Linked DNA regions of Mus musculus: region 1 is linked to region 2. The links are chromatin contacts, found by Hi-C or POLR2A ChIA-PET in ENCODE. All regions are on one chromosome and are shown on one strand. Each heading gives the region's core, a stretch centred on a gene start or an enhancer-like site at or near the end of the contact. The rest is flanking DNA. Distances are from core to core; before and after follow the strand shown.

What was found. A loop is a pair of places that touch in the nucleus more often than their neighbours do. ChIA-PET counts read pairs that join two places held with the same protein, here RNA polymerase II (POLR2A).
Region 1: a map of left cerebral cortex shows a loop between it and region 2 (4-fold over the local background). The contact joins the promoter of Hdhd5 here to the promoter of Tmem121b in region 2. A Hi-C loop is called at or near these places in 5 of 37 maps with a recorded cell type or tissue (T-helper 17 cell, heart, left cerebral cortex and 1 more). POLR2A ChIA-PET finds 5 or more read pairs at or near these places in 2 of 5 experiments (Patski and embryonic stem cell).

What each region holds. Positions count from the first base shown.
Region 1 is chr6:120,530,025-120,532,724 of GRCm38, reverse strand. Hdhd5 (haloacid dehalogenase like hydrolase domain containing 5) reads left to right here and starts at 1,426. Exons shown (of 8, transcript NM_144815.2): 1 at 1,426-1,558. The coding sequence starts at 1,433.
Region 2 is chr6:120,492,585-120,495,454 of GRCm38, reverse strand. Tmem121b (transmembrane protein 121B) reads left to right here and starts at 1,509. Exons shown (of 1, transcript NM_033567.2): 1 at 1,509-2,870. The coding sequence starts at 1,701.

The DNA of each region.
Region 1 (2,700 bases), core at 177-2,676, 37 kb before region 2:
ATATGTTTTTATGCACGTATCCTGTTGCTTTCAGAGGGACCCTCCCTATTACCAGTTGTATCCAGACTTAGTGCAGGATGGAGTGAAGACTGAGCTCTGAAGATCTGGTGAGGGGTAAAATATGTGTTTTCACAGGGGAGGCTGTCACTAGAACAAGTGTGGGTACATTTAAAACCCTCAGGCTGCTAAATTGGTTTCTTTATATCATCATCATCATCATCATCTAGATAATGTCTTGGGGTGATCCTTCTGCAAGCCTCTGGAGCGCTAGGATAATAGGTATGAGCCACCACCTCACCTATTCCTAAATTAGTTTCTTATTTGAAAAGCGGGAAGAGGTTAAAACAAAACAAAACAAAACAAAACAAAAACCAAACCTGGACAGGGTATCCCCTGACTGGGCTTAGGTGCTGTGTGCTATGGTGGGTTTGACTAACGGCAATACATCTTCCAATTTTTCATCAACAGCAGTTACTCTGATTTATGATCTTAGTCCTCAAAGCTGAGAAGCAATGGACACAACGGAAGTGAGTTAGCGCGGAGTCCTTGTGCATTCCTGACCCTCCAACCCATTCTCTTCGACTCACTACTTTTTTTGGCATGATTATATCCAGGAACAGGTCAAAGACTAAGGAAGAGAGCATCTCACACCTTTCAAACAAAGCGAAGAGAGAGTTCTTTCTGCAGCAGGCTCCTATGTCAGGATGACCAGACTGACTTCCACTGTCCTTGCTCACTGACCTAAGCGTATTCTCTCCTCAGAGTGCTTAGCTGTACACATTACATGTTTGTTGAATCCATTATCTGACTTCTCGGGACAGTGCTCTTTTTTTTTTTTTTTACCTTGTTTCGTACACTGATCCCAGCCTCCCTACCAAGTGTGAATCAAGGAGATCTTTCCTTCCCGGATTTTGGGTCAGAGCCCGCAGGAAGTAGGACTGCCGCGCATGTTTACTGAGTAAAAGATTTTAAAGAGTAAGAAGCAGCACGCCATTCAACATTCTTTGGATGAGGCTCAGAGGATTTAGGTCTCAAAACAATGGTCTTCTTCCCCAATTCAAGGTTAGGCTGCCTTGTTCCACACGGTCACCCCAGCTCCAAAAAGTGCCGAGGAACACGCTCCCGGAAGTCAGCAGGTGCACTGATTGGTCAGGTGTCTGTCCTCCCAGCACGGGTGGCCGCGAGTCGATACTCGCTGACCCCAAGTCTCCTCTCGGGGAAGCGAGGGACCCAGAGCCTCGCCATTCAGTGTCAGGAACGCGCTCTCCGCTCCGAACTCGCAACCCGAGCCCGAGCTCCACGGTCGGACTACAACCCCCGAGAGGCCCTGCGCGGGCGGCCGCTGATTGGTTGCTCGGCTGTGCGTGGGAAGGGGGCACCGGGCTCGAGAGTGGGAGAGACACACAGTCTGCGCGTGCGCGCGACGGGCGCGATGGCTGCGCTCGCCGGGTTAGGGGTTCTCGGCGCCGGGCGCCATCTGTGGAAACTGCCTGTGCGCCTGTCTGCGGGGCTCCAGGGCTGCGGGCCCCGGAGGGGCTACATCGCGGGCAGCGCTGAGGTGAGGACGCATGGGGTCTGCACTCGCAGGGCCTGCGGGCGGGAGGGCCGTGCGGGCCACTGAGCATCCTGGCCTGGGGCCGCCCTCCCGGAGACCGTGGAGCCGCGGAACCCTTCGTCCTTCCCGAAGCGGTGTCCGGGTGCGCACCTTCCACCCGCTGGAAGAGTCCTTGTCCGGAGAAAAACCAACCCCAGGTCAGCCTCGGGTGGGTTCGCAGCTCCTTCCCGCGCGTCAGGAATGTGCCTCAGCAGTTAATTCGTTTCCACTTCTGCTCGAAGTAAGGGTTCGCGGATTCTTATTTCTAAAAAGGTAACTGTTTGAATATGGCCAGTAAACTGTACGGCTCAGGTGTGCAGCCATCAAGGCAAAGGAACTGTTATCATCATCATCATCATCATCATCATCATCATCATCATCATGTGTTGTGTGTATGTGAGACAGAGGGAGAGGGAGAGAGAAAGGAGTAGTAGGCAGGTTAGAGAACAACTTTGGGGTTCTCACCTTCCAGTGTGTGTTATGTGGAACTCATCTTCAGCCTTGTTCAACAAACTTTTAACAGCTTAGCCTTCTTGCTGGGCTTTGATTTTTTTTTTTTTTAATGTGAGTTTCCAAAAATTATGAGAGAGTATGAATTCCATATTTTTATTTTTCAAACAACTAATCACTTCGTTTTGGCGCACCTGCTTCTCTCTCCCGCTTTATGGCTGTAATACTTTAAATCCTGGAGTTTTTATTATTTAAACCCTAAACTGTGTGGGAAGCTTTAAAAGAGGCGTTTTACACTGAACCACAGTGCTATTACCATGCCTAACACACTTCTCTCGACTTATTTTGAAATTATAAGTGAATAGATTTGTTGTGTGTTTGTGTGAGAAGCCACAATACGTTCCCTAACTGACCTGTAGACCAGGCTAGCCAAAAGTCCTTGCTGACCCATCCACCTGCCTCTGCTTCCTAGGTGCTGGTTTTCAGGCATGTGCCACTAGGCCCGCTTTCAGGGATCCAGAGCAGTGTTGCTTGGATTCACAATGGGACAGAAATGAAATTGAACTGCTATCTCAAGGGAAGTGCGTCCCAGCTATCCTTGGGGTCACACAACAGCCATTACTGAACCCCTAGAGGGGTCTAAGCATGGTGTTTAT
Region 2 (2,870 bases), core at 260-2,759:
GTGGCAGCAGCTTTGAGGCAGTGAAATCAAGGCAGGGGACAGAGAGTCTGCAGGAGGAGGAGGAAGACGAGGGCAAGCTCCTAACTTGTTCCTATGGACTGGGAGTGAATTACACAGAAGCCCCAGAACCTTCTCGAGCCCCAAATGCTATTGTAGTTTTCTTCTCCTCTACCTCTAAAAGCAGGACTTTACCTCCTGCCCTTCAGGACTCCTACCAGTGGGGTTGGAAGGGGGAGGGCAGCCCCTAGGCAGACTCAGCCCATGGACCGGAATGGGCAAGGCTGGCCTTGAACCTTCAAAGCTCCTGTTTCAGGTTCCTGAGTACCTGGGGTTACAGAGGAGCTGGCTTGTGACACCAGGCTCTGCTGGAGTTTATTCTTTTGCATGCTTCCATACCTCTAAAGATCCCCCCACCCCCTTTCTTGGTCAGACATATTTTCCTGTTATTTCATCTCCTGCTTTAGCTTTTTTTTTTTTTTTTTGATGACAGGGTCTCACATAACCCAAAGCTGGCCTCAAACTTGCTATGTAGTCAATGGTGACTTTGGATTTCTGAGCCTTCTGCTCGACCTCCTCAGACCTGGAATCAGATGTGGGGTGATGGGGAGGAACCCCTCCGCGCTGCATGCAAGCTAGGTACAAACCTTTCAGAATACCAAAGATGAGCCTGGCTAAGCAAGCAACTGCCCCACCCCAGGTCTCCAGAGTGGCTTCCTGCCCTGGCCCTGGCCTCCCCTACCCCAGGACTAGACAGTGGTATTTGCACCCCACCCTCTTCCTAAGCCCTCTTCTCAGCAATTATATTCAGGGAGCCTTTTCATTAACTGGAAACTGAAGATCTCCGAGGGGAGGACAGCTTTGGATGTGTGAAAATGCAGTACTTGGTTGGGAGTGCTCCTTCTGAATAATAGAATTGGGGGTGGTGTTTGTTTGGTTTGGTTTCTGGTGGTGGGTTGGAACCCAGGACTGGATGCATACAAGGCGGGTCATTCTACCAATTGAGATACACCATCCCCGAGCTCTTTCTGGTTCTTTTTTTATTTAACTTTTTAATCACTTCCATTGAGTTCTCAGGGCCTTTACGGAAGGAGATGGCAGAATGGTCGTTGGCGCACAGAGGAGAAGTTGGCTTGCGCTTCCTCCTGATAGGCAAGAAAGGACAGTGGTGCTTGGAAGCACGAAGTTGTGGTCTACACTGAGACCAAGGCCACCCAGCAGTTCAGGTTCAGCCCTTAGGGCTGTGGAGCTAGAGACTTCATGTTCCTATCCCGCCTGGCCTGATACGCTTTCAACTCTACTCCGGCACCTCAGTTCTCCCTCCTTTCCTTCCTGCTGATCCAGCCAGCCAGGCTTTCTCCTCCTCTATTCTCGCCTCCTCTCTCCCTCGAATCCAGTCCTGGTTTCCCCGCTGCCAGCTCCTTCTGCTGCCTGCTGGGCTCGCTCCCCTCCTCCGCCCCCGCCTCTCCGGTCCCGGCGGTCTGCTCGGCTCCCCCGCGCTCCCCCAGCTCAGCCACCCGCGGCTTCACTCGCCCAGTCCGGCCGCTCCAGTCCGGATCTCTCTGCCTCCCGACCCGGGTGCGAGTTCCAGCAGCTGGCGAGGAGGCGGCAGCGGCTGGCCCGGGTTCCCCTCTGCCGCCTCGTCAGCCCGAGGTTGACGGGGAGAGAGCGGCCGGGCAGCCCCTGGAGCCCCTCCGAGGACAATGCACCCGGCGCTGGGCCACCCTCGCGCGCTCTCGTCCGCGCCCGCCTCCTTTCCGCCGCCCCCCGCCGCAGCCCGGCTACAGCCCCTCTTCCTCCGGGGGGGCTCCTCCCGCGGCCGGAGAGGCTCGGGCGACAGCAGCACCAGCACCAGCACCAGCCGCGGGGGGTGCGGCGGCAGACGCGGCGGAGGCGGCGGCTCCCCGAGCAGCAGCACAGGCGCGGAGCGAGAGGACGACGACGAGAGCATTAGCATCAGCAAGCCACTGGTGCCCGCCGCCGCCGCGCTCCCCGGGCCCCCAGCTCAGGGGGGCGTCCCAGTCTCCGCCACCGCGCCCGCCGCCGCCTCCTCCACTTCCACGCCCACCTCTTCCTGCAGCATGACCGCCGCGGACTTCGGCGCGGGCGCCGCGGCCGGCACCGTCGGGGGCCCCGGGAGCCGCTCGGCGGTGGGCGCAGGCGGCACCGGGACCGGCGGCGCCGCCTCCTGCTGCTCGTGCTGCTGTTGCTGCTGCGGCCGCCCCACTCGCTCCGGCCGTAGGGGTCGGCGCCGGGGCTGCTCGCCAAGCCCCGGCTGCCGCTGGGGCTACCAGGCGCTGTCTGTGGTGCTGCTGCTGGCGCAGGGCGGTCTGCTGGACCTGTACCTCATTGCAGTCACTGACCTGTACTGGTGCTCTTGGATCGCCACCGACCTCGTGGTGGTGGTGGGCTGGGCCATCTTCTTCGCCAAGAACAGCCGGGGCCGTCGGGGCGGCCCAGCGAACAGCATGCACAACCACCACCAGCTCCACCACCACTCGGCTCCGCCTCTGCACCTATCCGCAGCGGCGTCGGCGGGGGCCGGGGCCAAGGCTCGCGGGGGCCGAGGAGGTTCTGGAGGCTCCGGAGCCGGGCCGGGGACGACTGGGGCAGCGGGCGAGTTCGCTTTTGCGTACCTGGCCTGGCTCATCTACTCCATCGCTTTCACCCCTAAGGTGGTGCTCATCCTGGGCACATCCATCCTGGACCTCATCGAGCTGCGCGCGCCCTTTGGCACCACGGGCTTTCGCCTTACCATGGCGCTGTCCGTGCCGCTGCTCTACAGCCTAGTGCGTGCCATTAGCGAGGCGGGCGCGCCCCCGGGCTCGGCGGGTCCCCTGCTCCTGCAGCCACAGCAGCATCGCGCCGCGGGC